Regions from separate parts of the Homo sapiens genome. Here regions 1, 3, 4, 5, 6 and 7 are each linked to region 2. The links are chromatin contacts, found by Hi-C or POLR2A ChIA-PET in ENCODE. All regions are on one chromosome and are shown on one strand. The core of a region is the stretch at or near the end of the contact, and the rest is flanking DNA. Distances in the headings are between cores, read along the strand shown. Region 1 has its middle 140 kb from the start of MIR4316. Region 2 holds the start of TNRC6C (trinucleotide repeat containing adaptor 6C). Region 3 overlaps SEPTIN9 (septin 9). Region 4 holds the start of SOCS3-DT (SOCS3 divergent transcript). Region 5 overlaps SEPTIN9 (septin 9). Region 6 holds the start of PGS1 (phosphatidylglycerophosphate synthase 1). Region 7 holds the start of LINC01993 (long intergenic non-protein coding RNA 1993).

Region 1 (4,150 bases), core at 1-2,500, 420 kb after region 2:
TTGCTGTGGACTAATTCTCATTTCAACATGTGGCTGTCATTTCCCTGTCATCATGGCTGATTTACAACAGGGTTTAATTAAATTCTCTGTACATTATTCAGCATTCTCCAAAGACAACACCAGAGAGGCCCGGGGTATTTAAAATGTCACCTGCTGAGACATATCACCTCTTCCTAAATAAATATGACAGTGATCAAACTTTGGCTAATTACAGTGACTTAGTTATTTGTTTGTATGTTTTAATATTTAATTGCTTTCATGTTCATCCAATTACTGAGCCACAGCAAATAGAAATTAACTTTTTATCAGCGTGACTCAGCCCAGCTCATAAGCACTCCAAAGCCTCAATACAATAGGAACTGCCCAAGCTGAGGATCACAGCCATGTTCTCAGCTCAGTGGACGGGGCCATTAAATTAAGGGAGAATCCTCACGGCTCCATCCCCGTTCCCAGCCTGCATGGGGCTGCGGGCCCAGCTTCCAGGAGCATCTAACTCAAAGCCAAGCAGCTGAGCGAAGGAACGCAGGCAGGGCTTCTAATTCCACACTGACACCCGATGGCCACTCTGTGCAACTGCCCCGGGTCCTTCAGATACTTAAGATTCCTGGGGAGATGAATAGGAACTCCTGGGTACACAGAAGTGAGAGTTTTTGAGTTCCCATATCAGTAACCTAAGTTTCTCCTCACCAGGGAGGCTCTTTCTTGATGGTCCTCCAGCTTTGAGGGCCATCTGCTCCTCTGGAGACGTCCTGGCTCCTTCTGCCAAGCTTCCTGGGACAAAGGGGACACCTGAGGGCTGGTTGAGTGCCTGCTGTTTTTAGAAACGGGAGCCAGGATAGGAACACAGCCCATCACCACCCGTCTTCTGATCAAATGCATTAGCCAGTCCTCAAAATCGTCCACCACGCCCTTGAAAGCCAATTCCTCTGATGTTATCTTAAAAGCTCCCCCTGGCTCTCTTTCCCACCCATCGTTCCAATACATCATTGACATCTTGACATCCACTCTTCTCCCAAGGCTAGCCTGGGCATGGAAGAATTTCTGCAGAATTTTAGAAATAAAAAAAAGAGGAAGAAGTAAGCCTTTCTGGGAAGCTTCAGCAATTCCAAATGGGATAAGCAAGTTCTACCTCCAGCCTAATCCCACAGCCTCATGGGATGTTGGCTTAAAATGTTCAACTTTCCAAAAATAAAAAATAATCTTTCCACGCACTTAACATCTTATCTCTCCTGCTCAGCTGTAAGCTCCTTAAGTGGGGGTGGGGAGGCTCAGAAACCAGAAGAGAGGCAGCTGGGGTAAGAGCTGCAGAAAATGCTGGCTGACCAGCTCTCTGTGGAAGGGGCCATGCCTGGCCTTTGTTGTTGTTGTTTTTAATAAGTACTTAAAACAAGTTAATAATATTTATATAAAGTAATATTTCTCCTATGATTCACTTTCAATTTATTTTAGAAAAAAATATATAAGTGTACCCAAAATTCCAAATCAATTTAAAGTAAGAACTCTCAGTTTTTGTCTAATACATCTTATTTTATCTTATTTTGAGACAGAGTCTTGCTCTGTCGCCCAGGCTGGAGTGCAGTGGCTCAATCTCGGCTCACTGCAACCTCCCCTTCCCGGGTTCAAGCGATTCTCCCCCTCAGCCTCCCAAGTAGTTGGGACTACAGGCACGAGCCACCATGCCCGGCTAATTTTTGTATTTTTAGTAGAGACAGGGTTTCACCATGTTGGCCAGGCTGGTCTCAAACTCCTGATCTCAAGTGATCCGCCCGCCTCGGCCTCCCCAAGTGCTGGAATTACAGGCGTGAACCACCACACCCGACCCAATAAATACTTTAACGTCCAAAAAAAATTAAAAATGGTTGGAAGAGTGTTTCTTGATAAATATCAACATTTCTTCAACGTAGTTGCCTGGTCTTTGTAAGGAGTGTGGCTCACTCGGGGCAGCCGGGGGTCCTACAAGGAAATGCATTCATTCATTGAGCAAACAACCTCTACCGTGCGCTAGTGCACTAGGTATGGATTTAGTGATGATAGAAACAACCACCACAGGAAGAGACAAGGTCCCTGTCCTTGTGGCGCTGAAGCTGGAAGGAAACTCACAGATAATTCCGAGTGGGTGAGCTGAGGTGTGGGGAGGAGACGCGGAGACCGCAGGGGCGACCTGCCTGGTCTGAGGAGCTGGGAAAGGCTTGCCTGGGGAGGCCGCATGTGAGCTGACAGCTGAAGACAGACAAAGAGCCTTTTTCAATTAACAAAGAGGAAGAGGCCTCGCGGAAGATTTTTCCTGGGGGCTCAGAGTTTATGCAAATTAACCCAGCCCAGAACGAGGAATTCTAATTGGCCCCAGCAGGTGCCTCCTCGGCAGGGTCGTCCTGCAGTTGGGCACCTGTGTGAACGTCTCCATCAGGGTCCCCGAGGCCAGCACTGGCTGTCAGACCCAGTCTCCTCAGACCCGGAGATTTTTACCTGAAATTCACATTGAGTCTTCACTCCCCGTTCCTTTCGAACTAACTCCCCCTGACAGGCAAGTCCTTATAGAAAGCGACAAAGCTTCCAGTCCTGTGGCTTGGCTGAGAACGACTGAGAAACCAGGATGGGAAGAGGCCAAAGAGGACACAGTGGACTGAGCTGGGCTGGGCATCGGGGAAGGCTGGACCTCAGGGTCGTCAGGTCCCTGCAACGCGGGGCTGGCTCCGACGGTCCCTCTGGAAGGCGAAGCACTGCTGCACTAGTGAATTCATCCAGTGCATCCTCACAGAGCCCACCAGAACAAGGCGGTGGCAGGACTGGGGTCAGGGCTTCCCTTAGGTGCCACACGTTGTCACTGCCAGGATGAGGCATGGGAGCTCTGGCTGTGCCCACTTAAGCCCATCTGGAGGAGCAGGAAGTGCCACACCTAGAAGGTGGCAGGTGTGTTGAGGATGTGAATAAAGGTCAGCAGAGTGCCACAGGGAAAGTCAGCTGATGGCAGTGGGGACAGGGGTCCGGGTGGAAGGAGCCATTGGACATGGCTCATGGCAAAGCCAGCCTGGTGCTTCGGAGAAACTGGAGCGCAAAATACACAACAGAAGGGGCAAGAGAGGAGCCGCCCTGGCCCTGCAGGTAAGGATGAGCCTTCAAGCCAGATTAAGGAGTCAGGCTGTATCCTGAGGGCAAAGGAGAGCCACTGCAGGCTTTCCATGGAGGAGTGAGGAAACTGAGCACAAAGTAGATGTTCTTTAAACACCTTTGAGGCTGGGTGTGGGGGCTCGTAATCCCAACACTTTGAGAGGCCAAGGCAGGAGGATCATTTGAGGCAGGAGTTCAAGACCAGCATGGGCAACATAGTCAGACCCCCATCTCTACAAAAATATTTTTTAAAATTAGCCGGGCATGGTGGCATGTACCTGTGGTCCCAGCTACTCTGGAGGCTGAGGCGGGAGAATTGCTTGAGCCTGGGAGGTTGAGGCTGCAGTGAGCCAAGACTGTACCACGGCACTCCAGCTTGGTGGACAGGGCAAGACCCTGTCTTGCTACCTAGGAGGGGCCCACCAAGATTCACCTCCTAAGCAGAAACTCAGGTATGGTTGAAAGGGGCTTATTAAGGCTAACAAGACTCTCACCCCTATCATTCAGGAAACTCTAAAAGTTTTAGAAGCTCTTCTACCAGGAACAAAGTCCAAATATATATTGTTTATTATATCACAGTATCACATATTATAATCCCTAAGTTAGCCGCTATTAAAAATGCAAAAGTACAGCTAAAATGCCAATAAACTAATTAAAATGGGGATACCAAAAAATATGATTAACCTAAAAGAAGTCAGGAAAAGAGAAACAGGGAAACAAAACAAAACAAAAAAAACAGAAGGGACAAAAAGAGAACAAATGTCATAATGGCAGATCTAAATCCAGCTACATCTATAATCACGCTTAACAGAAATGCACTGAACATCCCACTTAAAAGGCAGAGATAATCTGGCTGAATAACACTGCAAGATCCAGCTATGTGTCATCTCCAAGAGATACATTTTATTTTTTGTTTTGTTTTGTTTTTTGAGACGGAGTCTCGCTCTGTCGCCCAGGCTGGAGTGCAGTGGCGCAATCTCGGCTCACTGCAAGCTCTGCCTCTGGGGTTCATGCCATTCTCCTGCCTCAGCCTCCCAAGTAG
Region 2 (3,893 bases), core at 406-2,905:
CAGACACTCGAGAAAAACCGAACCTCGGCTACACAATGGATTAACCCAGTCAGAAGGCTCCAACTTGCAACTCCTTAAAGACGCTGAAGTTGGACATCTACAGAGCACCATTTTGAGTTTAGAATCCGCAGTTCACGCCTAGAAATAACCGAGCGGACCACTCAAATGGAGGTTTCATTTGGCGGAGGCAAAGGTTTGAGACAACTCCACTAATTACGTGCAGAATCACCAATACCGTCAAATGCCTTCGAATGCAATAGGTGCAGCCACGATCTAGCGGCTCCTCCTCCCCTACCTCCCGGCACAACATCCAAGCAGCAAGCCTTCATTTTTGCTAAGATCCCCAAAGCTCCGTGTAACATGCTTGCCAGTTATTTCTTCCCCAGGTTAACAGGCAGGGAACCCCCACATCCACATCTGCACATTTTCATAGCTACGAATCAATTAATTAAATCTCGTCCTCAAGGTAAAGGTGCAAAGGAGGCACCGCTTAAAGCAGAGGCGGCAACCAGGCGCTCGGGTTACGTTATCTGATAACAGGACAGATGTTGTACGGCTCGTTTTCCTCATACGCATTACTCCGCAGTCCGCAGCACCGTTAGAAAATCCACCTGATTTCAGAGCCGCAGAGCGCCCAGGGGTCCTTCTCCGCCCACCCGCAGCACGCCCCGGGTTTTTCTCTTCCCCCAAACAACGGCACCGGGCTCCTGCACCAAAACACGGCGGGTTCGCGCCTGCCATCACCAGTGCAAAATCTGCGGGGGGCTGCCCGGAAAGGACCGAATTTCACCGCTGCATGAGTTTTAAAAGGGAGGGGGCACATCCATCTTCAGCCCTCCATTCCACTCCCGTTTGATTGTGATGCACACCGGGCGTCTGCACAGCCCCGTCTCACACTAGCACACACGCGCCCCGGCCCCGGCCGCTTCCCGCCGCTCCCCTCAAACCCGGCCGGCCCGGGGCCTGGCGCCGCACGCGGGTCGCTAGGGGCCAGCGCCCGCCCCGGCTCGGCTCGGCCGAACAAAGGGCCCGCGAACCTCCCGGCAAAGTTGCGGCTGCGGCGAGGAGCGGGCGGACTGCCGCGCTCACCTGGGCTCCGTCCCCGGCGGCGGCGGCGGCTCCGCGGGGCTCCGGTGGCGCGGGCCTGGCGGCGGCGGCGGCACGAACAACCGCCCGAGGGCCTCGGGAGTGCGCGGGCGGCGGGGGCCCGCTCAGCGCCGGCGCCACGGACTCAGGTCCCGGCGCGGGCGGCGGCGGCGGCTGCGGCGGCGGCGCGGGCGAGTGGGCGGCGGCGCGTCCCGGCAGGTCCAGGTCCGGCCCCGGCAACGCCGCGACGCGTCCTCCTCCTCACGCCCGGCGGGATGCGGCTCCGGCGGGGTCCGGGTCCTAGGCGGCGGCGGCGGCGGCGGTGGCAGCTGCGGACGGCTGGGCGCGGGGCCGCTCCGCTCCCTCCGCCTCCGGCTCGGGCGGGCCCGCGGCTACTGCGACGGTGACGGCGGCGGGAGCGCGGCGGGCGCTGGGACTGCCCTGTCAGGGGGCGGCCCGGGCGGCGCTCAAGACTGCGCGGCGGCGGGGCCGGCGGCGGCGGCTACGGCTCCCGGGGCCGTCGCGCTGAGGTGCGGAGCTGCCACCGCGGCCATCTTGTTGCTCTAACTGACAAGAACCCCCCTCCCCCCGCTTCAGCCAGACGGGGCGCTCGCGCCCCCTTCCCCGCCCCGCGTTGGCCTCCAACAGGAAGTCGTCCCGGCCCCTAGCACGTGACTCCCACCGTATCTGCATACCGGAGGGCGAACTGGCCAATCGGCACTCTGCACCTGAGCTCCTCCCCCGCGCGCCCCTCCCGGCCCATTGGCTCCTCGGCCAGGCCACGCCTCCTCCTTTCCCCTTAATACCCGCCCGCGCTGTGGTTCCCTGCACCGCGCGGGGAGCGCGCCGGGGTGCGAGCGGTGCGCGCTCCGAGTGGCCGGGACGCGCGCCAGTCCTGGGAGCTTGCACTGCTCGGGGGGGTTACGTGGAGACTTGCGTGGTGTCCTTTACCGCCGCCGCCTGCCCTCCGGTCCCTGGGCGCTGTGGCTCCGCGTTAGGGTGCTGGCGGGAGGGGTGCCGATCCGGTTCTGCGCGTCCGGTGGGTTCTCCGGGCCAGCGCCCCGCGGCGCCCGGGCTTTATGCTGTAATTGCGCCCGGCGGCGCCCGGCGCCCGCACCGGCGCGCGTCTCGCCCGTGCCGTGCACACGCCCTGCACCGCCCCACTTTGCACACGCACACGCACACGAGTCCTTGGGGCCCTGGAGCATCGTGCTCGCCTCGCGCCTCCCGGCCCGCCCTTGCGCTCAGTCGCTCCCCAGGGAGCGCCCAGCTGCGAGCAAAACAAGCCTCGCTGCGAAACAGTCCCCCGGGGAGACAGCCCTTTCCCCGGAGCACAGACACCACACCTTCACCGCGCAAGCCTTCGGTCCGGGCCGAACCCGGGCGCTCCGGCGCCTACGCACCCCACGATTCCTCCCCGGTGCTCCGTACGCCGCCGTGATCCTCCATTCCACGGCTCCTCGATATCCATTATTCATTAGTGGTAGGTAAGGTCAGGCGCAATGTGCAATTCGAAAAGTCCCTTTTTAACTTTCGGTTCAAGCCAGGAGAAGATTTTGAAACCAAGAATTTTCTCCATTTTCATGCAAGGTCGCAGAAGCAGGCTAGCTTTTCCCCCATCGTTCAGTGGAGGATCAGCAGTGCTACTTGGAAGTTGGTATTGGAAGAGGCCATTCCCTGTCTACGTGTCCCTGTCTTGAAGAGGAGATAATAACACACTAGTACTTTCGCAATGCAATTTTGTTACCGCAAGTGTCATGCTTTGAAACGACTGTGGATGAAAGAGACAAATTCCCCGCTCTCGTTTCCCTTCAGGGTCCCATGAGCTCCTTTCTTCTTACTGCCATATTTTAAGCCCTCCGGTAGTCAGATTCACAACCAGCCTCTAAAGGGTCGTCAAATGTCTGTTGTATCGTGTTGTGTATTTCCCCTCCCGAGAACCCACATCCCTTAGAAGGATCTGAAGGCAGAGGGAGCTGACATGGAGGCTTCTGCCTTGTCTATTCATTTTATTTACGTTCATTTAATTCTCGACTGCAGAGAACCTACATCTTTTGTATTTCTCAAAGGTAGAGGTATTATCACATGCTCCAGAAGGGAGTGCAAAATAACATCTTCAAAATAGGCAGCGCCCACGAAGTAGACTGCTGCTACATAAATGAGGAATCCAGGTATCTGGGTGGACCAGAGTGGACCAATCATTGTGATAAGCAGAGCTTCACTTTTTGGAAAATTGAACCAAAATACATTATTTAGCATTGTCTTTGGTTCCCTTTCTTATCCCCCTCCCTCAGTTTAATCAGGCAAAAATCGTCCTCTTCTCCAATGATATTAGACTCTGAGCACCGAGAAAAGGCAGAACTATAGAGACTATATGTTCTGAACCCCAAACTGGACTCATAGTTTGGCATGTGGACCTGTGACAGTAGAGATAATGTTTGAAACTAAAGTTGACCCAGAAACATTGAGGCATATGGTGGCCATGAATGTTAAGACTGCAGAGCAGTGTCACTTATTAGTGGTTGTTTGAACTGATAAAGTATGAGTAGGAACCCCAGGCACAACTGTAAAAATGGGTACGTTCATGTTTCGGGTTGGTCATCCTGTTATCAGCCCTGCCACCACCACCTTATAACTAAGGTATAAGTTGATCATCTATAGGGCTGGGCATGGTGGCTCACGCCTGTAATCCCAGCACTTTGGGAGGCCAAGGCAGACGGATCAGGAGGTCAGGAGATGGAGACCATGCTGGCTAACATGGTGACATCTCTACTAAAAATACAAAAAATTAGCCAGGCATGGTGGCG
Region 3 (3,677 bases), core at 87-2,586, 460 kb after region 2:
GTGATGAACTTCGTCTTCACACACCTGCAAGTGTCTCTTGTGATTCCTTTGTTATCCCCATTATCTTACGAAAATGGGGCGTAGACGCTGGGCACCACGGCTCACGTCTGCAATCCCAGCACTTTGGGAGGCTGAGGTGGGTGGATCACGAGGTCAGGAGTTCGAGACCAGCCTGGCCAACATGATGAAATCTCGTCTCTGTTAAAAATACAAAAATTAGCCAGGCCTGGTACCAGGCGCCTGTAATCCCAGCTACTCAGGAGGCTGAGGCAGGAGAATCACTGGAACCCAGGAGGTGGAGGTTGTGGTGAGCCAAGATCACGCCACGGCACTCCAGCCTGGGCAAAAGAGTGAAACTTCGTCTCAAAAAAAAAAAAAAAGAAAAAGAAAAAGAAAAGAAAAGAAAATGAGGCATAGAGAACGCAAGAACTGTGTCTGTCTCAGCTCCACAGTGCATAAGGCTGGAGCGGGATGCAGAACCCATACACCTGGCTCCAGGCTGCCCCATCGCAGAGCCACATGGCTTTTCCCCAAGTTAAAAATGTCTAGTTTTTACTTGGTAGGCCAGCAGGCAGGGCCGGGGCCTCCACCTTGCCCAGCCCTCAAGTGCTCTCAGTGCTATGCCGGTTGCCTTTGCCTAGGCCCTCCTGCCACGGCCCTGTGTAGGGCGGTGTCCACACTAGAACCTCCTGCAGACTGACCAGCAGCACTCTCATCTAACACTGACGGGCAGCGAGAGCCGGCAGGAAGAATGGGGCTCTCAGGCTGGAGTTGGAGTGTGTGATCGCCACTCCCTGGCTCGGGCAAGTTACTCTCATTCCCTCAGTTTCCTCATCCATAAAATGTGGATAATAACGTCACCCGCCTCTCAGGGACATGAGGATTAAATGAGTTCATGGCGTGATCAATTACACCCCACATTTCTATTGACAATACTTGGGGTGGTTTCTAAGGATGGGAAAGATACCTCAAGATGCTGTTCACCAAGTGGGAGGCAAGAACAAGGCACAGCCCTTACTAGTCCGGGTGTCAGGTCAGCTATGAACTCATGGGGCCCCTGATATAAAAACCCAGCAGTGCTGAAGGCACATTTCCAGGGTCCTCATATAAGACTGCTGGAAAGTGGGCCCCACCACCTCACAACTGTCCTGACAGGTTCCAGACTCTTCCTCAGCTGGAGCCAGTGGTGCTCAACAACGCACAGGTCAGAGAGGTGCGGGGACCTCTCTCTTGTGCATTTCCTGACAGTTTCTGTCACCGGCCACCTGCGGTACTCAAGGTTGGCCACCAGGGTGCAGCAGAGGCACGCCCATAGCAAAGCCGCCGGCCCGTCCCAGGCCCATCCATCCCTAACTCTCCCAAACCTGCCTTTCATAAAAAGTTTCCTAAACAGCAAGAACTCTTTGGGCAGAGAGGAAGAGAGGAACTGCAGGCAGAGGGGCCAAGGGGAGGCAAGCCAGCCTGACACCACAGGCGGATACTGGAAAACACCCAGGCTGCACCCAGCTGGGCAGCTCCCGCAGGGTGGGCCCGGCAGGGGTGGTGGTAGGGGAGGAGTGCAGACAGGGGAAAGGCCCGTGTGCCTCTCCACACCCTCCTCCAGGCATGAACTCCCATCTCGAGGGAGTCTGGTGCAGGGCTGGAGCTGTAGATTCTAGAGCCGCCTCCCGTTCTGGGTCCCTTGGCAGGTTTTCTGCTCACAGCACCTCTTCAACTCTGCAAGGAGGGTGGGTGCGGGGAGCTTCGGACATGAAACGAGATAACCCATGTCTAGCCAGTGGCACAGGAGTGTCTGATGCCTCCTGGTAATTGTCATTATGACCATTTTTTTAGAGCAACAGCTTCCCAAAAAGCTCTGTGGTCTTTGGGACAGTCTCTCAACTCACTAAAATCTTGGCACACTGCACCCACTTTGTGGATGATGAAAACTGAGGCCCTGGAAGATTAAGAGACTTGTGCTTCCTGCTCTACTGGGCCTTTCAGCCAAGTGCTCTCCCAGAACAAAGTGGCTTTTCCTGCTGCATTTCCCTCTGCACCTTCCCCTCTTCCATTCTAATGAGAAATGAAGGGACAGAGAGAGGAAGGGGAAGGAAACGTTCGGGCCCATCCCTCCCGGGGTGTCACCGCCAGGAGTGGGTTGAACTGTGGCCCCCCAGGGGCTCCCATCCATTCAAAGACATGGTCAAGGTCCAGGCCTTGGAACCCATGATTGTGACCTTACTTGGAAAACGTCTTTCTTTATAGATTCATTAAGGATCTCCAAATGGGATCATCCACTTAGGGTAGGCCCTAAGTCCAAAGACAGGCATCCTTGTCCAAAGACAAGAAGGAAAGAGGGCAGGCTCGGTGGCTCATTCCTGTAATCCCAGCACTTTGGGAGGCCAAGCAAGGTGGGCAGATCACCTGAGGTCAGGAGTTTAAGACCAGCCTGGCCAACATGGCGAAATCCTGTCTCTACTAAAAATACAAAAATTAAGTCAGGTGGGTGGTACGTGACTGTAATCCCAGATACTCGGGAGGCTGAGGCAGGAGAATTACTTGAACCCAGGAGGCAGAGGTTGCAGTGAGCTGAGATTGCAACACTGCACTCCAGCCTGGGTGACAGAACGAGACTCCGTCTCAAACAAAAAAAAAAAAAAAAAAAAAGGAAGAGGAGGGACGGGACAGAGACACAGGGAAGAAGGCCCTGTGACAATGGGGCAGAGATTAGAGCATGTGATGCCTTTACAATACAACTAGGAATGCCAGGCGCCACCAGAAGGAGGAAGGCATGGATGAGGCTGGTCCTCAGGGCCTCAGAAGGAAACAGCCCCTGATTTCGGACCTCTGGCCTCTGGAACTGTGAAAATACGTTTGTGTTGTTTTAAGTCCCCTCGTTTGTGCTAATTGGTTACAACAGCCACTCAAGAGACTAAGGTGTGAGGGTCCCAGGAACTTCAGCAGGGTAAGGGGCCGAGGGTCCATCTGGCTCACAGAGCTACAGCCCACCCCTTTTCTAGGCCCAGAGAGGTTGGGCGATTTGTCCAGGGCCACACAGGTGCCTATGAAAGAGCCTGCACCAGGATCCAGAACTTGGCGGCCCCCATCCCAGCTCCTGTCTCCCTGAATCTTTCCCTGCCCGGGGGGAGGTCTGGGGTGGAGGCATCTGCACAGGCCACTTGCCCTCTCACTTTCCCAAGGGTTGAATGGGGACAAGGAGACCCCTCCCTCTGGGTGGGGCAAGGCAGTGGATGAGGTTCCACGAGTCCCTGGCTCAGGCGTGGCCCACAGGCTCTGGGTCAGCAGAAGAGACTGTCTTCCCATCTGTCTGGAGCCCCGGCGCCTGCGGCGAGTACCTTCGATGGTACCCCACTTGGTCTTCCTCCCAAGGATCCTCTTGCCGTTGACCTGGTACTCGTGGTCACTGCCCACCACAGCAAATGGGATCATCTCCTGGGGAACGGGCAGACGGTATTGGTTACACATGTGCGGGAAGGCAATTCCCTCCCCTGGGCCCCCGGGAGGAGCTGCCCTGAGCCTGGGGTCCCCCAAAAACGAGAGCCTCAGCCTGACAGCACTGGGTACAGACACCTGGGCTCAGTGCCCTCTGGCCCCAAGAATATAATTTCATGGCTTAAGGTCCTCCAAACCCCCAACCCACCCTTCAGCAGGAACTGGGGGTCCCCTGGGAACAACAT
Region 4 (4,260 bases), core at 1-2,500, 400 kb before region 2:
GTGTGTCTTGTCCAAATCTCACTGAGTCCCCAGCACATGCTGGGGAGAGGTGATGGCACGGACTGAGGATACAGTGGCAAAGGCAGTGCGCACCTATCAATTCCAGGGCCGGCAAAAGGGCCAGTTCTGGGTTCTGGCATCCCAAGCTCCCTGTCCCTGGCGGCAGTCTCTTCCTTCCCTTTCAGCACCTCATTATCCTGGTATCTAGGAAGAGCGCAGGGCCCCAGGCCCACAGCGTCTGCATCCCGAGAGGTGAAAATCTAAATGCCACTGAGGCAGCTCTCGGGTGTCCCCAGCACCACACAGCCCATTTGGGGACAAGATGACAAAACTTGCCATCCTTCATAAGGCTGGCCCCGGGTCTCCAAGCCCAAACTATCTACGTCAGTGCCAACGTGACCAGCAGCAAACCAATCTTTCACCTCAATCACTTCCTCTCCTCCCCTCTACCCCCTCCCCGCCAGTGATCAAGTCCTCCCCCACCCCAAGAGAGGCAGGGGGTCACATTCCAGGGGGTGTGGGCCATCTGGCAGTAGCCTGAACCCCGGAAAACTGCTTTCCGGAAATTCTCTCCTGCTAGAATTTTATTCCCAGGTCTGACCCCAGCCTGGGGTGTGAATGCCCCCTTCTCGGCCACCTTTCCAGCTCCGGAGACAGCCATTCCCGCAGATCCCTGGCGTGCCTATTCCAAGGCCTGGGCCGCGCAGCACCAAACTGCCCTCCCCTAGGAGACCCCAGGGCGCCCTCTGGCGGACGCGGGCCGTAGGTTGGGGCCATCGTTCCACCTCGAGCTCTCCAGCCCGGCCGAGAGCACCTGGCCCAACCCACACCGGACCAACCAGGTTTGCAGACCCCAGTGCATGAAAGCGTTTTCATAGGGGAGGGGAGGGGGGCTCCACACTCGCGTCAGGGTTGGCAAAGAACCTGGCAGTGGGCCGAGGCTGGGTAGCTGCCACGAAGGGGCGTCCCCTGCAGCCCTGGGTCTCCCCTCTGGAATCTGCCCGCAGGTGACTGTCGCACGTCTCCAACCTCCGGCTCCCGGGTCTGACCCCAGCCCCGCTGCCTGGCTGTGGGGTAGCCCCACTTCCCTTTCGGCTGGCCCGGGCCGCCTGACCCGCAGTTGGGCCCTCGGGGAGGCCCGGGTGGCGGCGAGGGGGTGTCCCCGCGGGGTCCGGGAAAAGGGGAAGGGGAACCGGGAGGCTCTCCAGGTCGGCCTCCTAGAACTGCCCGCTCTCCCGAAGCGGCGCCCCCGCCTCTGCCAGAAATCAGCCTTCTTAGAAGGGAGGGGGGTGGGGGGAAAGTGTGAATGAGAAGTTGGGGGCGGAGCGCGCGGCGGGGAGGGGCCGCTGCCAGGAACGCGCCGCCGGGGCTGGCGCCGCGCCCACCGGCCGCCTCGGCCGCCTCTCGTCGCGCTTTGTCTCCGCGCGCGTCCCTCCCGGTCCCTGCCCCTGCTCGCGGCCCGCCCTCGGCGCCCGCGGCCCCTCCCTCACCCTCCGCGCTCAGCCTTTCTCTGCTGCGAGTAGTGACTAAACATTACAAGAAGGCCGGCCGCGCAGTTCCAGGAATCGGGGGGCGGGGCGCGGCGGCCGCCTATATACCCGCGAGCGCGGCCTCCGCGGCGGCTCCGACTTGGACTCCCTGCTCCGCTGCTGCCGCTTCGGCCCCGCACGCAGCCAGCCGCCAGCCGCCCGCCCGGCCCAGCTCCCGCCGCGGCCCCTTGCCGCGGTCCCTCTCCTGGTCCCCTCCCGGTTGGTCCGGGGGTGCGCAGGGGGCAGGGCGGGCGCCCAGGGGAAGCTCGAGGGACGCGCGCGCGAAGGCTCCTTTGTGGACTTCACGGCCGCCAACATCTGGGCGCAGCGCGGGCCACCGCTGGCCGTCTCGCCGCCGCGTCGCCTTGGGGACCCGAGGGGGCTCAGCCCCAAGGACGGAGACTTCGATTCGGGACCAGGTAGGAAGGAGGAGCGCGGCGTGGGGAGGGGTCTCGCTCAGTCCCGGGAGCTTTTCCCGGTTTCCCCTCCCCTTCCCGGGTCATTCCCGGCAGGGAGGTGACGAGGTAGGGGCAGAGCGGATGGAAGCCGGAGATCCCAGGTTCCCGGAATACTCCGGCTGGGGCCTTCGGGCTTCTCCTGTCCCCTCCCTACCCCCGTGCCTCGGGTTTCTCCCTCCGTCCACACCGCCCGGGGCTACTGGACTGAGCGGCGCCCAGGCAGTCCCGGGGGCCCTTCTCCTGCTCCCCACCCGGCCACACTCCTGGAGACCTAACTTCCGCGCGCGAGTTTCCCACGCTGCGCCCTTGCAGTGCGCGCCTGGGAAGGGGCTGCCCGGGGCCACCCTGCCGGCAGGGGCGGGAGCCGTGCGGGCTCCGTGAGGCGCCTGGATCGGAGCGCGGGCCCAGGAGAGGGCCCCCGGGGCAGTGGGTGCCCCAGTCGCTCGGCGAAGGCAGGGGAGCCGGGGCGGGCCGGGCGCGCTGGAGGGTTCCGGGCACTCAACGCGCTCGCGCCTTCCTCTCCGCAGCCCCCCGGGATGCGGTAGCGGCCGCTGTGCGGAGGCCGCGAAGCAGCTGCAGCCGCCGCCGCGCAGATCCACGCTGGCTCCGTGCGCCATGGTCACCCACAGCAAGTTTCCCGCCGCCGGGATGAGCCGCCCCCTGGACACCAGCCTGCGCCTCAAGACCTTCAGCTCCAAGAGCGAGTACCAGCTGGTGGTGAACGCAGTGCGCAAGCTGCAGGAGAGCGGCTTCTACTGGAGCGCAGTGACCGGCGGCGAGGCGAACCTGCTGCTCAGTGCCGAGCCCGCCGGCACCTTTCTGATCCGCGACAGCTCGGACCAGCGCCACTTCTTCACGCTCAGCGTCAAGACCCAGTCTGGGACCAAGAACCTGCGCATCCAGTGTGAGGGGGGCAGCTTCTCTCTGCAGAGCGATCCCCGGAGCACGCAGCCCGTGCCCCGCTTCGACTGCGTGCTCAAGCTGGTGCACCACTACATGCCGCCCCCTGGAGCCCCCTCCTTCCCCTCGCCACCTACTGAACCCTCCTCCGAGGTGCCCGAGCAGCCGTCTGCCCAGCCACTCCCTGGGAGTCCCCCCAGAAGAGCCTATTACATCTACTCCGGGGGCGAGAAGATCCCCCTGGTGTTGAGCCGGCCCCTCTCCTCCAACGTGGCCACTCTTCAGCATCTCTGTCGGAAGACCGTCAACGGCCACCTGGACTCCTATGAGAAAGTCACCCAGCTGCCGGGGCCCATTCGGGAGTTCCTGGACCAGTACGATGCCCCGCTTTAAGGGGTAAAGGGCGCAAAGGGCATGGGTCGGGAGAGGGGACGCAGGCCCCTCTCCTCCGTGGCACATGGCACAAGCACAAGAAGCCAACCAGGAGAGAGTCCTGTAGCTCTGGGGGGAAAGAGGGCGGACAGGCCCCTCCCTCTGCCCTCTCCCTGCAGAATGTGGCAGGCGGACCTGGAATGTGTTGGAGGGAAGGGGGAGTACCACCTGAGTCTCCAGCTTCTCCGGAGGAGCCAGCTGTCCTGGTGGGACGATAGCAACCACAAGTGGATTCTCCTTCAATTCCTCAGCTTCCCCTCTGCCTCCAAACAGGGGACACTTCGGGAATGCTGAACTAATGAGAACTGCCAGGGAATCTTCAAACTTTCCAACGGAACTTGTTTGCTCTTTGATTTGGTTTAAACCTGAGCTGGTTGTGGAGCCTGGGAAAGGTGGAAGAGAGAGAGGTCCTGAGGGCCCCAGGGCTGCGGGCTGGCGAAGGAAATGGTCACACCCCCCGCCCACCCCAGGCGAGGATCCTGGTGACATGCTCCTCTCCCTGGCTCCGGGGAGAAGGGCTTGGGGTGACCTGAAGGGAACCATCCTGGTACCCCACATCCTCTCCTCCGGGACAGTCACCGAAAACACAGGTTCCAAAGTCTACCTGGTGCCTGAGAGCCCAGGGCCCTTCCTCCGTTTTAAGGGGGAAGCAACATTTGGAGGGGATGGATGGGCTGGTCAGCTGGTCTCCTTTTCCTACTCATACTATACCTTCCTGTACCTGGGTGGATGGAGCGGGAGGATGGAGGAGACGGGACATCTTTCACCTCAGGCTCCTGGTAGAGAAGACAGGGGATTCTACTCTGTGCCTCCTGACTATGTCTGGCTAAGAGATTCGCCTTAAATGCTCCCTGTCCCATGGAGAGGGACCCAGCATAGGAAAGCCACATACTCAGCCTGGATGGGTGGAGAGGCTGAGGGACTCACTGGAGGGCACCAAG
Region 5 (4,215 bases), core at 424-2,923, 490 kb after region 2:
GTGACATGGCCGGCCCCAGCGGAAGAGTGATTCGGGAACCGGCAGAGCGGATTTAGTAACTGGCAAACTGGATTTAGTAACTGAGACACTGCCAGGGGCTTGGTAGAAGTCCTCTAATGTACCAGACCCAGCCCTGACCCCCACAGAGCCCAGCCGAGCACTAAAAGGTGCAGAGGCCGAGCTGAGCACCAGGGGAACACTGACCCCAGGGCTGACCGGTGCTGTGCGTGCACTCTACAGTTTACAGACGGCTCACATTTACTCGATCGCATCTGACCCTCTCCTGCGAGGCCTTCCTCAGATTCTCCGTTCCCTAAAGTCATCAGTTGTGCCTTCTGAAATCAGAGCAAAGTAATAAAACTGCAGTAATAGCGTGTTCTTATGAACGCTGTGATGTTAGCTGGTTAAATGAGGGAGCCCCCAGGGTCTCCCACACTGCCCCGACCCTGTGTGCCTTCTGGTCCTGGCCTACCCTCCACACCTCCTGCTTCTCTTCTTTCTCCTCCTCCCGAGGACCCAGGGCCTGGGGTTGACCTACTGTGGGACTCCAACGGTGACCTCCTGGAAGAAATGCCCGCTTCTTCCTTCCACCCAGTAGTGACCCCTGGCTCGCTCACGCTCACGCAGCTAACACAGGCAGCAGCCGGAACCTGGAAGCTCCTGGGGTGGGAGCCTGTCCCCTCCCAGGCCCTTCCAGCCCGAACTCCGGGAAGGAGCTACATTCATATGGTAATTTCTCCCAAGGCTGGGAGGGGGAAGGGGCCTGGCCCGGGCCTGACCACTTTCCTGAGGCTGCGCCCACTGGGCCCTCCAAGCCAGCTGGGCTCCTCGGCTGCATCTCTGAGGGATGGTAACAGACTACAGTGCAAACTGCCTACCGGCTGGCTGGGCAGTGGGTGCCCAGATGCGGGCCAGGGCCTTCGCTTTACAGGCTGTGTGGTGGTTTAAAGTGGGCACTTTCATGGGCACACATTTGTGTTACAGTTTACTCGTGTGTGTGTGTGTGTGTGTGTGTGTGTGTGTGTGTGTGTGTGTGTGTGTGTGACAGTCCAGAAACATGGTAACTTATAGCTTCCCCAAGACGTTGGCCCTGGGAGACCTGCCCACCTGGGGGCCCCAGCACTTCCAGCCTCCCCCAGGAAGGTCTTGTCTCCCTTGGTTTGAAGTTGGCCCCAGGGAAGAATCCTCTCAGAAAAATAAAAGTCACTTCCCCCAGCCTCAGCCCAGCCTCCTTCCAGGGGTGAGTTACACCAAACTCACCCTCTCCCTCCCCTCCCACTTCCTCTCTCACGCTGCAACTAGCTGCAAGTGGCTCACCCACCCAGGCCTGCCAGTCTACCACAGAAAAGACACTCGAACTTTGCATTTCCCCTTTCTGACTTGTTCTGGGCTCCAACAGGCAAAGGAAACTGGAAGTCAGCAGCCAGGACCCAGCTGCAGGCCCCCGGGGTCACTCTGCGTCCCCACCCCAGCCCCACCCATCCCTGCGTTGATTCAATGTCCATTCATCCTAGTTCATGGAGCGAGGCCTGGACTCAAGATAAAACAAAGGGGGCTTTGGCCTCCTGGGGCTCACAGTGCCCGGTGCCGGCGAGACAACCTCAGAGCACAGCACAGAGAAATGGCTGCGACACGGACTCGCAGCACCTGGCTGGCCAAGCACAGCAATGCACCCCCACCAGGCCTGGGTCCCTCAGCAGACACATGGCTTAAAGGCTGGTTGGCTAAACCACATGATCTTGCAATTACCCAAGAGAAATGAAAACATGTTCACACAAAAACCTGTAGACCAGCACTCACTGCAGAATTCTTCACAACAGAATTATGCCAAAAAGCAGAAACAACCCAAATGTCCATCAGCAGATGAAGAGATACACAGTGTGGTCTATCCACGATGGAATATTATTCGGCCATGAAAAAGAATGAAGCACCAGCACCTGCTACAATGTGGATGAGCCTTGAAAATATTCTACCAAGTGAAAGGAGCCAGACACCAAGGCCACATACTGTACGATTCCACTTATACAAACTATCTAGAACAGGTGAATTCATAGAGACGAAGGCAGATGAGCGGTGGCTAGGGGCTGAGAGCCCGGAGTTGGGAATGGGGATTGGCTAATGGGGGCAGGGTCTCTTTTGGGGATGATGAAATGTGCTGGGATTAATGGCGATGGCTGTGTAACTGTGATGGTTAATTTCCTGTGTCAGCCGGGCGCAGTGGCTCATGCCTGTAATCCCAGCACTTTGGGAGGCTGAGGCGGGTGGATCACGAGGTCAGGAGATTGAGACCACGGTGAAACCCCATCTCTACTAAAAATACAAAAAAAAAAATTAGCCGGGTGTGGTGGTGGGCACCTGTAGTCCCAGCTACTCGGGAGGCTGAGGCAGGAGAATGGCGTGAACCTGGGAGGCGAAGCTTGCAGTGAGCCAAGATCGCGCCACTGCACTCCAGCCTGGGCGACAGAGCGAGACTCCGTCTCAAAAAAAAAAAAAAAAATTTCTGTGTCAACTGGACTGGGCTATGGGGCACCTAGGTAACCGGTCAAACATTATTCTGAGTGTGTCTGTGAAGGTGTTTTTGGATGAGTTTAATATTTAACCCTTTTACCTTTTAGAAAGTTCAGCTCACTGCCAGCACTCACTTAATTTTACATAAACACGCTCTTTGAGGCTGAAGCAAATCTGACTGGATGCTCTGTGTGAAAATTAAATATAAAAACTGGCCAGGCGTGGTGGCTCACGCCTGTAATCCCAGCGCTTTGGGAAGCCGACATGGGCCAATTATTTGAGGTCAGGGGTTCGAGACTAGCCTGGTCAACCTGGTGAAACACCGTCTCTACTAAAAATACAAAAAATTAGCCACGTGTGGTGGCAGGCACCTTGTAATCCCAGCTAAACTCAGGAGGCTAAGACTGGAGAATCACTTGAACCCAGGAGGCAGAGGTTGCAGTAAGCCGAGATCGTGCCACTGCACTCCAGCCTGGGCAACAGAGAGAGTCCGTCTCAAAAAACAAAAAAATTAAAAAGAAAAAAAATTTTTTAAATTGTTCCTGCAGTTATTTCTAAGCAAAACAACAGAGTCATCTGAGTCGTCTATTCTGGAAAAATCAGATTCATCAAATGAATCTTCAGCCAACAACTGATCAAGAACAATGTTAACATCACTTGTAGGAATGCTGTGTTCTCTAGGATTTGACATTTTCAGCGATCGAGAATTACTATTTTTTTTTAAATTTTATTTATTTATTTATTTTTTGAGATGGAATCTTGCTCTGTCGTCCAGGCTGGAATGCAATGGCGCGATCTCGGCTCACTGCAACCTCTGCCTCCCGGGTTCAAGCAATTCTCCGGCCTCGGCCTCCCAAGTAGCTGGGATTACAGGTGCCTACCACCACGCCTGGCTAATTTTTGTATTTTTAGTAGAGATGGGATTTCACCATGTTGGCCAGGCTGGTCTCCAACTCCTGGCCTCAGGTGATCAGCCTGCCTCAGCTTTCCCAAGTGCTAGGATTACAGGCATGAGCCACCACACCCAGCTGAGAATTACCATTTTTTTTTAAAGGAAATACCACTACTAAAAATGGAATGCTATAAACAGAATGATGTCTTTTGTTTCCAAAGTCGATATACTAGAGTGATGTGAAAATAATAATAAAAGCAAGATACTTCCCGGCAAATTTATCTTGGGGTGAACGCTGCAGCCACAAGCACTGCTGGTGAGTATTCTCGGGGCAAACAGGAAAAGGGTGCAATCAGGAGCCTGGGTAAAGCAGACTGTGTGCTCTGATGGGGGTGGGCCTCACCCGATCAGTTGAAGGCAACAGGGCTTGGAACGCACACTCCAAGATACAGTGCCTTGGCATAGTAAATATTTTCAGCTGAAGGAATTTAAGAAATGGCAGGTCCAAGAAGAACTCACTGACCTGCCCCTTCTCTGAAGTAGATCATAAGCCCCTCACGTAAGAGGTGCCCTCCCTACACCCAGCGGAAAGGAACAGCCTCATCTCCAGAGACAGAGGATCTGAGAGGGGCCCCAGTACACAGGTCTTGCCGAGACCCCCACGGGCTCACTGTTCAGCTCATCTTTTGTTGCTCTGTCACAGTTTCCCACGACTTTCCACTCTTCATCAAACCCAGCATAAAAACGCTCAGGCCTAGGCTAGGCACAGCAGCTCACACCTACAATCCCAGCACTTTGGAAGGCCAAGGTGGCCA
Region 6 (3,997 bases), core at 1,279-3,778, 420 kb before region 2:
ACTGCCCCTCCCACCACCAAAAAACAAAAAAGTGGCTGGGCGCAGTGGCTCACACCTGTAATCCCAGCACTGTGGGAGGCCGAGGTGGGCAGGTTACAAGGTCAGGAGATCGAGGCCAGCCTGGCCAACATGGTGAAACCCTGTCTCTACTAAAGATACAAAAATTAGCCGGACGTGGTGGCATGTGTCTGTAGACCCAGCTACTCTGGAGGCTGAGGCAGGAGAATCACTTGAACCCACGAGGTAGAGGTTGCACTGAGCCGAGATCAGACCACTGCACTCCAGCCTGAGTGACAGAACAAGACTCTGTCTCAAAAAAAAAAAGAAAAAGAAAAAGAAAAAAAGCACACTCATGAGAGATTTCTTTTTTAAAATATTTGTGTCAACTGCCCCAACATCCTTTAGTAATCAATTCCAATGTTGAACAATGATTTATAATGAAGTGTTTTTCATATAGTTTAAACATATAGAGGGAAATGACAAAGTCACCTAAATCTTGTCTTCAAGGGTAGAACATTTTTTTGAAACTGTAAACCAAATCTCAGTGGTTTGATGCCAGGACGTAGAAGTCATCTGACTTCGTCACCCAGAGATGAGCAGGTCTTTTGTTAAACACTGAAAAAATGAAAATGCAAAAAATGCAGAGGCCATTTCTTTTACAGCCCCAGTCCTGCTGGGTTCACCAACGTGAAACCTAGCAGGTTTCCAAGAGCGCCATCCTGCCCTGATTCTATCACCTAAAAATTCCCCTAAATCAAACTTGAGTTTTCGATGAAAATCTTCCACCATAGATCACCATGAAGCAAGCTCTTTTCTGTACCTAGAATCAGTACACATGACTGGACCCCAGATCTCTGTACTAGATGTCTGACCCCAGGAGGTCAAATCTCACCCGAGGAGTACACGTACAGATAGAAAATCTAACACAATGCAACCTCAACTAAAGGAAGCAGTTCTAAGATTTTTTTTTTTAAAGATCAAGTGTAAGACTCAATTAAGAAACCTATTTGCAGCCGGGCACGGTGGCTCACGCCTGTAATCCCAGCACTTTGGGAGGCCGAGGCAGGTGGATCAACTGAGGCTGGGAGTTAGAGACCAGCCTGACCAACATGGAAAAACCCTGTCTCTACTAAAAATACAAAATTAGCCGGGTGTGGTGGCTTATGTCTGTAATCCCAGCTACTCGGGAGGCTGAGGCAGGAGAATCGCTTGAACCTGGAAGGTGGAGATTGAGGTGAGCCAAGATTGCGCCATTGCACTCCAGTCTGGGCAACGAGTGAAACTCCGTCTCAAAAAAAAAAGAAAAGAAAAGAAAACTATTTGCACACAAGAGAATTTTTTTTTTTTGAAACAGAGTTTTGCTCTTGTTGCCTAGGCTGGAGTGCAATGAGGCAATCTTGGCTCACTGCAAACTCCACCTCCTGGGTTCAAGCGATTCTCCTGCCTCAGGGTCAGCCTCCCAAGTAGCTGGGATTACAGCCATGCACCACCATGCCCAGCTAATTTTGTATTTTTAGTAGAGACGGTTTCACCATGTTGGTCAGGCTGGTCTTAAACTCCTGACCTCAGGTGATCCACCTGCCTCGGCCTCCCAAAGTGCTGGAATTACAGGCGTGAGCCACCACACCCGGCCAAGAATTATTTATCCCCTTTTTTTTAATATTAGCAAGCCTCAGGTCAGCATGTTCTTGGCAAATGTTTATTTTAAAAGACCACTGCCTGAACAAATTGCTCCAAAGCCTACTTCATCATTTACATAACTTCAGTACTTTTCCAGAACACAGGCCCTTTGAAATGTGTAAAAAGTGTTTCGAGTGGCTCCTCTTCCCATGCCTGAGTGTTACTAAGGATTGCTTCACAGCTTTTTCTGGCAGGATGTGAGAAACGCTCTATACACAAAATCCCAGCAACGGTGATTCACTCACAGCCAGGCTTACCTAAGGAAAAGACCCCTCTGAACTCTCCGACACTCACATCCTGGGGCCGAAACCATGATATAAACAGCCTCTGGAGCTTGACCGAAGCTCCCTGAACGCACACACAGTCCCTCTTTTAACGTGTAAGTGCACGGTGGCCGGGGCTCGCCAACAAGCACGGTGTAGACGGGGAGCAAGGACTGGCCGGGCTGCGCAGGAGGCCCGCCGGCTGGACCCGGCCGATAATGGAGCACGAGCCGCCCACCCTCCCTCAAGAAGGCCAGTGAAGAAGCACATAGGTCAGGCGCCGAGCCCCGGGAGGCAGAAATGGGCCCGGAAACCGGGGAGGGACTCGCTGCGGATGCCCAGGACGCTGGGGCCGGGAGTTTGAGCGCCGGGGGGCCGGGCTGCAGCCGCGAGGGCTGCACTCTCATCCCGGCCGCCCCTCTCACCTCCTGCGCTGGCGGTCCCGGTTCCTGCCGAGGCGGTCGGACAGGCGTCCCAGGAGCGCGGCCAGCCCTGGGCGGCCAGGCAGGAGGCCCAGCAGTCGCCTCCAGAACACGGGTCCCGCCGCAGCTGCCGCCGCCACCGCCATGGAGACTCGCCGCTTCCGCTTCCGCTCCCGGCGGGCGCGAACTTTATTGACAAAGGCGAGCGCGGACACGGCTCAGGCGCGCAGGCGCGGAACCCCTGGCTCGGGGAGGGCGGCGCTGCACCGCCCCCAAGCCTCAGTTTCCCCTCTGGGGGACACAGGCGAGGAACAGTGGTCGCGCCGCAGGAGGGGGTCGGAAGCCGGCCCGTTAAATCCGTAAGGGCGCCAGGTGGCCTGCATTCCTGCAGTCACTCGTCACAGGTCGCGGAGGAAAGGATGCGGCGCAGGGGCTCTAGCACCGTCACGCTTGGCTCCAACTCACCAGCTGTCAAAAAAGCTTTTGTTTGTTTGTTTTGAGACAGAGTCTCGGTCTGTGTCCCAGGCTGGAGTGCAGTGGCGCGATCTTGGCGCATTGCAGCCTCGACCTCCCGGCCTCAGGGGATCCTCTCAAAGTGCTGGGACCACTCCCAAAGTGCTGGGACCACCAAAGTGCGTGTGCCACCATGCCCGGCTAATTCTTTACTTTTTTGTCGAGATGGGGGTCTCACTACGTTGCCCAGGCCGGTCTCGAGCTCCTGGGCTCAAGAGATCATCCAGCCTCAGCCTCCCAAAGTGTTGCCATTACAGACATGAGCCACCGAGCCTGACCACTGGCTGTCAAGATTGACTCCTCGGCCGGCGCAGTGGCTCACGCCTGTAATCCCTGCACTCTGGGAGGCAGAGGCGGGTGGATCACCTGAAGTCAGGAGTTCGAGACCAGCCTGGCCAACCTGATGAAACCCCGTCTCTACTAAAAATGCAAAAAATTAGCTGGGCGCAGTGGCCCATGCCTGTAATCCCAAACTACTCAGGAGGCTGAGGCAGGATAATCGCTTGAACCCAGGAGGTGGAGGTTGCAGTGAGCCAAGATCGAACCACTGTACTCCAGCCTGGGCAACAAGAGCAAAACTCCGTCAAAAAAAAAAAAAAAAAAAAAAAAAAAGGACTTCTCACTGATAAGTGAGGGAATTACTGTTTGAGGCTCTAATTGATAGGGTGTTCTTTAGACTTGTACAACACCCCTAAGGTGTTAAACTTGAACAAAGTCTGTTCTTGTACAAAGTCTTGTAACCTGGTTAACGCTGACTCACTAAGGTGCACAGAACCACGGAAAATCCCCACCAGACTGAGAGAGGAATCATTTTTCACCCTGTTAGCCCCAGAGGCTGCAGCTCCATGGCACAGAACAGCCTAAGCAAATCTGTGTGAGATGAACAGTCTTCCACCCTCCTGATATGCCCAAGTACACAGATATCACTGGCCCCTGGCAACACACAGTTCTATGCCCAAAAAGCTGACGGAGCACATCCTCATACACCAAGAACACTTTTTTTTTTTTTTTTTTTTTGAGGCAGGGTTTCACTCTTGTCACCCAGGCTGGAGTGCAATGGCGCAATCTTGGCTCACTGCAACCTCTGCCTCCTGGGATCAAGAGATTTTCCTGTCTCAG
Region 7 (3,689 bases), core at 388-2,887, 320 kb before region 2:
CCCACTACATGGCCCCTGCACAGACCATACTCTTCCCAAGGCCCAGGGCTCCCTGTGCCTGGCTCCAGCCTCCTTATGGTTTCTGGAACATACACCGGTGTGTCCTCCTTGCTCATCCTGACTTGTCACCTGTATCTTTCTCTCCCTACTGGAGCCCTGCAAAGCAGGCATTTTCATCTGCTGGGATATCCCCAGCCCCTGGAACAGCCCAGGCTCATAATAGACACCGAGTTTGCAGAATAAGTGAATGAATGGGAGACTGAAGGAGTGAGCTTGCTTGTACACAACCACCTCTCAGAACACACATGCATCTGTCTGCACCGGTCTGTCATTTTGAATTCTGGGGCAGGGAGGAGTGCCATTGATTTGCTTCATTCATTCGCCTGGTGGTGTGTGTCCCTCCCTTTTGACTATAGCTTACCTGGCATGCACCTTCTTCCTCACTGCCCCAAGGCCTGACCTGGAGTCCGGCCTGCCATAGGCGCCCCTGCATTCCTGCTGATGACCAGAGGGCTTCAGTGGTCTTGCCTGGAGAGAGTGACCAGTTGTGGTTGGGTCTCATTTGCATGTGCTTTGCATAATGCTTTGCATAACCTCCTACAAGCCACATTGAGCAGGGAAGGTGGGGTGCAGAGAGGACTGGCCCTGGGGCCCCCTGAGAGCTGACCCCTGCAGCAGATGTTCTGGGGTTTGGGGCTCCTTGGGGACCAGCTCCACCTGGTGCCAGTCTCCCCAGGCCAGGTTAGGGGTGCAGATCTGGACACAGTGAGGGTGAGGGTACAGGCTTCCCTCGCCAGACGCGGCTTCTCCCTTCCTCTCCCTGGGAAAGGGGAGGCCTCACTGCAAGCCCCAGGAACCTGCCCCAAGGCCCTCCGAAGTTCAGGCCCTGCCTCCCTGCACTGAAGAGGCTGGGGTTGGGGGGCAAGTGTCACCCACGCCTCAGAGTGAGCCCTAGATCTGAGGAGAGACAAGATGGGGAGGAGGGGAAGGGGGTCAGCTCAGAGGGCAGCCCTGCCCACTCTGCCATGTCCCAGCTTTCAGACGTGGCTGAGAGGACATGAGATGCCCCGCTCCCCGGAGCGGGTCACAGAACTCGGGGTAAGTTTCTGGTCTGCCTACCTGGCAGATGCCCCTAGAGAGTGGCCTCCCCAACAGCACCGACCACCCCAGGGCAGGTGGGGAGCAGCGTCCCCCACCCCATGACCCCGGCCAGCCTGGCCACCCTGCTGGGCCACATGGTGCCACAGGTCAGCAGGGGTCTTCAGGCCATGTGAGGAAGGTGTCTGGGCTGGTGGCCAGGCTGGGTGGGAGGGGTGGGGGCAGGTGGAGCTGGGTGGGTGATTGGGTGACCTCGACCCCTCAGCAGGCTGCACCAACCCTGGCTGGAGCTGCCACTGGCCTCAGCTTCCCTTCTCAGCAACTGTGACCTCAAGCAGCTGCTGCACCTGTTGGGTGTGGGTGAGCCCGGCTCTTCTTTCCCTTCCAGGGGAGGAGTCAGCCCAGGAGTCAACTACGAGGTCGGGGAGGGGATTAAGGAGCTGAGAACAGGAGACAGCAGAGGGGACAGGCTGTCTTCAAGCACAGCTGGCACCTGGGGAAAGCCGCCTCCTCCCTCCCACTGCCCCCACCCCCGCTTGTTACTGGAAATGAGGAGAGCCTCCCAGGTCCCAGCAGAGCTGCTGCTGGTAAGTCCCTTCCCCAGCGGCCCCTCCACCCCTCACAGGCCCAGCTGTGCCAGCCCAGCCTGGGCCCTACTCCCGGCTCCTGCTTTAGGTGGTCTCCTGTGGCCTGAGGCCCTGGGGGTGGGCAGGGGTAGGCACCCAGGCCCAGAGGCTCTGCGCCTGTCTCCAGGCTTCCCTGCTGCCTGGGCTCTGTGGTGGGAGGCGGGGTTGCAGGTGAGGGGAGTCCTCCGTAATCAACCCCGGTTTATAGGAATTGGGGCCCCAGTGCCCAGACTCATGGGCCTCCAGGGGAGCAGGTGGGAGGCTCTGCCCAGCCCACCTCCCTCTGAGTATGGATCTGAGGTCACACACACCTGGCTGGAAGTGACTTATCCTGTGAACCTCAGCGTCCTTACCTGTAAAAGGTAACAAAATTCTCTCTTCCTCCAAGTGGCTGAGAAAGGTAGAAAAACAGAGTAAGAGCAGCTGGTCCCAGCCCCGTGAGCACCGGCCGGGACCCCTCGGGTGGGATCCCATCGTACCATCTCTGCCCATGATCCAAGGAGACCATTTCAGAGAGGCTGAACAACATGCCGGGCTCAGGGCACGGGGCAGGCTTTAGTTTTGCCACAGCCAGCCGGCTGGTGAGCAGGGGCGGGGCAGCCGTGGGCCTGGAGAGTGGGGGCGACTTCTTCCTACCCCCTCCCAGAAGGAGAAAGCCCACATTTTTAGGTACCACAGCAGCCCTTTTGGGCAACAGGCTTCCCCTTTTTTTTTTTTTTTGGAGACAGAGTCTTGCCCTGTCGCCCAGGCTGGAGTGCAGTGGTGTGATCTCGGCTGACTGCAACCTCCGCCTCCCAGGTTCAAGCAATTCTCCTGCCTCAGTCTCCCGAGTAGATGGGATTACGCCCACCACCATGCCCGGCTAATTTTTGTATTTTTAGTAGAGACGACAGGGTTCCACCATGTTGGCCAGACTGGTCTGGAACTCCTGACCTCAGATGATCCACCCACCTTGGCCTCCCAAAGTGCTGGGATTACAGGTGTGAGCCACTGTACCCGACCCTCTTTTTTTAAAAAAACCTTTTAAGTTCAGGGGTCCACGTGCAGGTTTGTTATATAGGTAAGCCCGTGACATTGGGGTTTGTTGTACAGATTATTTCAGCACGCAGGTACTAAGTCTAGTACGCATTAGTTATTTTTCCTGATCCTCTTCCTCCTCCCAGCCTCCACCCTCTGATAGGATCCAGGGTCGGCTGGTCTATTCTATGCAGATTCTTAGAAATATCAACTGAGACCGGGTGCGGTGGCTCATTCCTGTAATCCCAGCACTTTGGGAGGCCGAGGTGGGCGGATCACCTGAGGTCAGGAGTTTGAGACCAGCCTGGCCAACATGGCAAAACCCCGTCTCTACTAAAAATAACAAAATTAGCTGGGCATGGTGGCACCTGTAATCCCAGCTACTCAGGAGGCTGAGGCAGGAGAATTGCTTGAACCTGGGAGGCGGAGGTTGCAGTGAGCCGAGATCGCACCACTGCACTCCAGCCTGGGTGACAGAGCAAGACTCCATCTCAAAAAAAAAAAAAAAAAAAAAAAGATAAATACCCCTGATGGAATGCAAGGGGAAAGTTCCGCCCTTAGCCCATCAATCCTGGCAGGTGCTCCACCCTCCCACCTGGGGACCCAGGTGGCAACCGGCAGAGCGAGCTCAGAAACTCCACGTCAAGGTAGCAAAGCAGCATCCGCCTGGGTCCCCTAAGGGAGTAGGGCTGCATAGACCGGGTGCACCCGCCCTGGGCTGTTACAGAAGGAGAAATAAACTTCTCCACAAGCCACAGCTGCTATTGTTGGCTACCGTGCTGCAGCTGCTGAGCTGGTATGTGTCTTTGTGTGACTGGCTGATTTCACTTAGTGTGATGTCTCCAAGGTTCATCCACATGATAGCATAGGTCAGAATTTCCTTCCTTTGTTAAGGCTGAATAATATTCCACAGTATGGATAGACCATAGTTTGTTTATCCATTCATGT

What was found. A loop is a pair of places that touch in the nucleus more often than their neighbours do. ChIA-PET counts read pairs that join two places held with the same protein, here RNA polymerase II (POLR2A). Pooled maps may share reads with other maps.
Region 1: a map of Panc1 shows a loop between it and region 2 (5-fold over the local background). The contact joins the enhancer-like site here to the promoter of TNRC6C in region 2. A Hi-C loop is called at or near these places in 10 of 168 maps with a recorded cell type or tissue (IMR-90, Panc1, aorta and 6 more) and 27 of 50 pooled maps. POLR2A ChIA-PET finds 5 or more read pairs at or near these places in 21 of 52 experiments (A549, AG04449, AG04450 and 16 more).
Region 3: a loop to region 2 is called in a pooled map, with 2.8 times the contacts of the local background. The contact joins the enhancer-like site here to the promoter of TNRC6C in region 2. A Hi-C loop is called at or near these places in 1 of 50 pooled maps. POLR2A ChIA-PET finds 5 or more read pairs at or near these places in 7 of 52 experiments (AG04449, AG04450, CD4-positive, alpha-beta T cell and 4 more).
Region 4: a map of naive thymus-derived CD4-positive, alpha-beta T cell shows a loop between it and region 2 (7-fold over the local background). The contact joins the promoter of SOCS3-DT here to the promoter of TNRC6C in region 2. A Hi-C loop is called at or near these places in 2 of 168 maps with a recorded cell type or tissue (both naive thymus-derived CD4-positive, alpha-beta T cell) and 9 of 50 pooled maps. POLR2A ChIA-PET finds 5 or more read pairs at or near these places in 6 of 52 experiments (A549, A673, CD4-positive, alpha-beta T cell and 3 more).
Region 5: a pooled map shows a loop between it and region 2 (15-fold over the local background). The contact joins the enhancer-like site here to the promoter of TNRC6C in region 2. A Hi-C loop is called at or near these places in 1 of 168 maps with a recorded cell type or tissue (CD8-positive, alpha-beta T cell), 1 of 37 single-sample maps with no recorded cell type and 9 of 50 pooled maps. POLR2A ChIA-PET finds 5 or more read pairs at or near these places in 24 of 52 experiments (AG04449, AG04450, B cell and 19 more).
Region 6: a pooled map shows a loop between it and region 2 (4-fold over the local background). The contact joins the promoter of PGS1 here to the promoter of TNRC6C in region 2. A Hi-C loop is called at or near these places in 1 of 37 single-sample maps with no recorded cell type and 9 of 50 pooled maps. POLR2A ChIA-PET finds 5 or more read pairs at or near these places in 5 of 52 experiments (CD4-positive, alpha-beta T cell, Caco-2, HepG2 and 2 more).
Region 7: a loop to region 2 is called in a pooled map, with 4 times the contacts of the local background. The contact joins the promoter of LINC01993 here to the promoter of TNRC6C in region 2. A Hi-C loop is called at or near these places in 1 of 50 pooled maps. POLR2A ChIA-PET finds 5 or more read pairs at or near these places in 2 of 52 experiments (K562 and activated B cell).

The regions. Positions count from the first base shown.
Region 1 is chr17:77,539,290-77,543,439 of GRCh38, reverse strand. No RefSeq gene overlaps it. Among named protein-coding and RNA genes, the nearest start is that of MIR4316, 140 kb to the right of the region's middle. Within about 2 kb of position 1,250, at least 5 of the 41 ENCODE cell types and tissues checked have a DNase peak (open chromatin) inside an H3K27ac peak, as active enhancers do.
Region 2 is chr17:77,956,465-77,960,357 of GRCh38, reverse strand. TNRC6C (trinucleotide repeat containing adaptor 6C) reads right to left here and starts at 1,655. Exons shown (of 23, transcript NM_001142640.2): 1 at 1,090-1,655. RefSeq lists enhancers at 720-1,278, 1,279-1,838 and silencers at 1,511-1,970, 1,991-2,040.
Region 3 is chr17:77,492,735-77,496,411 of GRCh38, reverse strand. SEPTIN9 (septin 9) reads right to left here. Exons shown (of 12, transcript NM_001113491.2): 10 at 3,336-3,432. Among named protein-coding and RNA genes, the nearest start is that of MIR4316, 98 kb to the right of the region's middle. Within about 2 kb of position 1,336, at least 9 of the 41 ENCODE cell types and tissues checked have a DNase peak (open chromatin) inside an H3K27ac peak, as active enhancers do; they include CD4-positive, alpha-beta T cell, where a contact is called at or near this core.
Region 4 is chr17:78,357,438-78,361,697 of GRCh38, reverse strand. SOCS3-DT (SOCS3 divergent transcript) reads right to left here and starts at 1,250. Exons shown (of 5, transcript NR_110847.1): 1 at 925-1,250. SOCS3 (suppressor of cytokine signaling 3) reads left to right here and starts at 1,621. Exons shown (of 2, transcript NM_003955.5): 1 at 1,621-1,948; 2 at 2,515-4,260. The coding sequence starts at 2,603. The coding sequence ends at 3,280. RefSeq lists silencers at 720-769, 1,000-1,199, 1,260-1,569, 1,580-1,859, 2,270-2,509 and enhancers at 1,617-2,265, 4,212-4,260.
Region 5 is chr17:77,462,884-77,467,098 of GRCh38, reverse strand. The region is part of intron 3 of SEPTIN9 (septin 9); the gene reads right to left. Among named protein-coding and RNA genes, the nearest start is that of MIR4316, 68 kb to the right of the region's middle. RefSeq lists enhancers at 1-341, 342-1,093, 1,045-1,174, 1,775-1,834. Within about 2 kb of position 1,673, at least 26 of the 41 ENCODE cell types and tissues checked have a DNase peak (open chromatin) inside an H3K27ac peak, as active enhancers do; they include B cell, CD4-positive, alpha-beta T cell and CD8-positive, alpha-beta T cell, where a contact is called at or near this core.
Region 6 is chr17:78,377,180-78,381,176 of GRCh38, reverse strand. It overlaps PGS1 (phosphatidylglycerophosphate synthase 1), which reads right to left and starts at 2,528. Exons shown (of 10, transcript NM_024419.5): 1 at 2,369-2,528. The coding sequence starts at 2,511. RefSeq lists a silencer at 2,243-2,482 and an enhancer at 1,678-2,639.
Region 7 is chr17:78,276,440-78,280,128 of GRCh38, reverse strand. It overlaps LINC01993 (long intergenic non-protein coding RNA 1993), which reads left to right and starts at 1,637. Exons shown (of 7, transcript NR_073178.1): 1 at 1,637-1,685. RefSeq lists enhancers at 1,104-1,937, 1,938-2,771, 3,333-3,382, 3,613-3,689.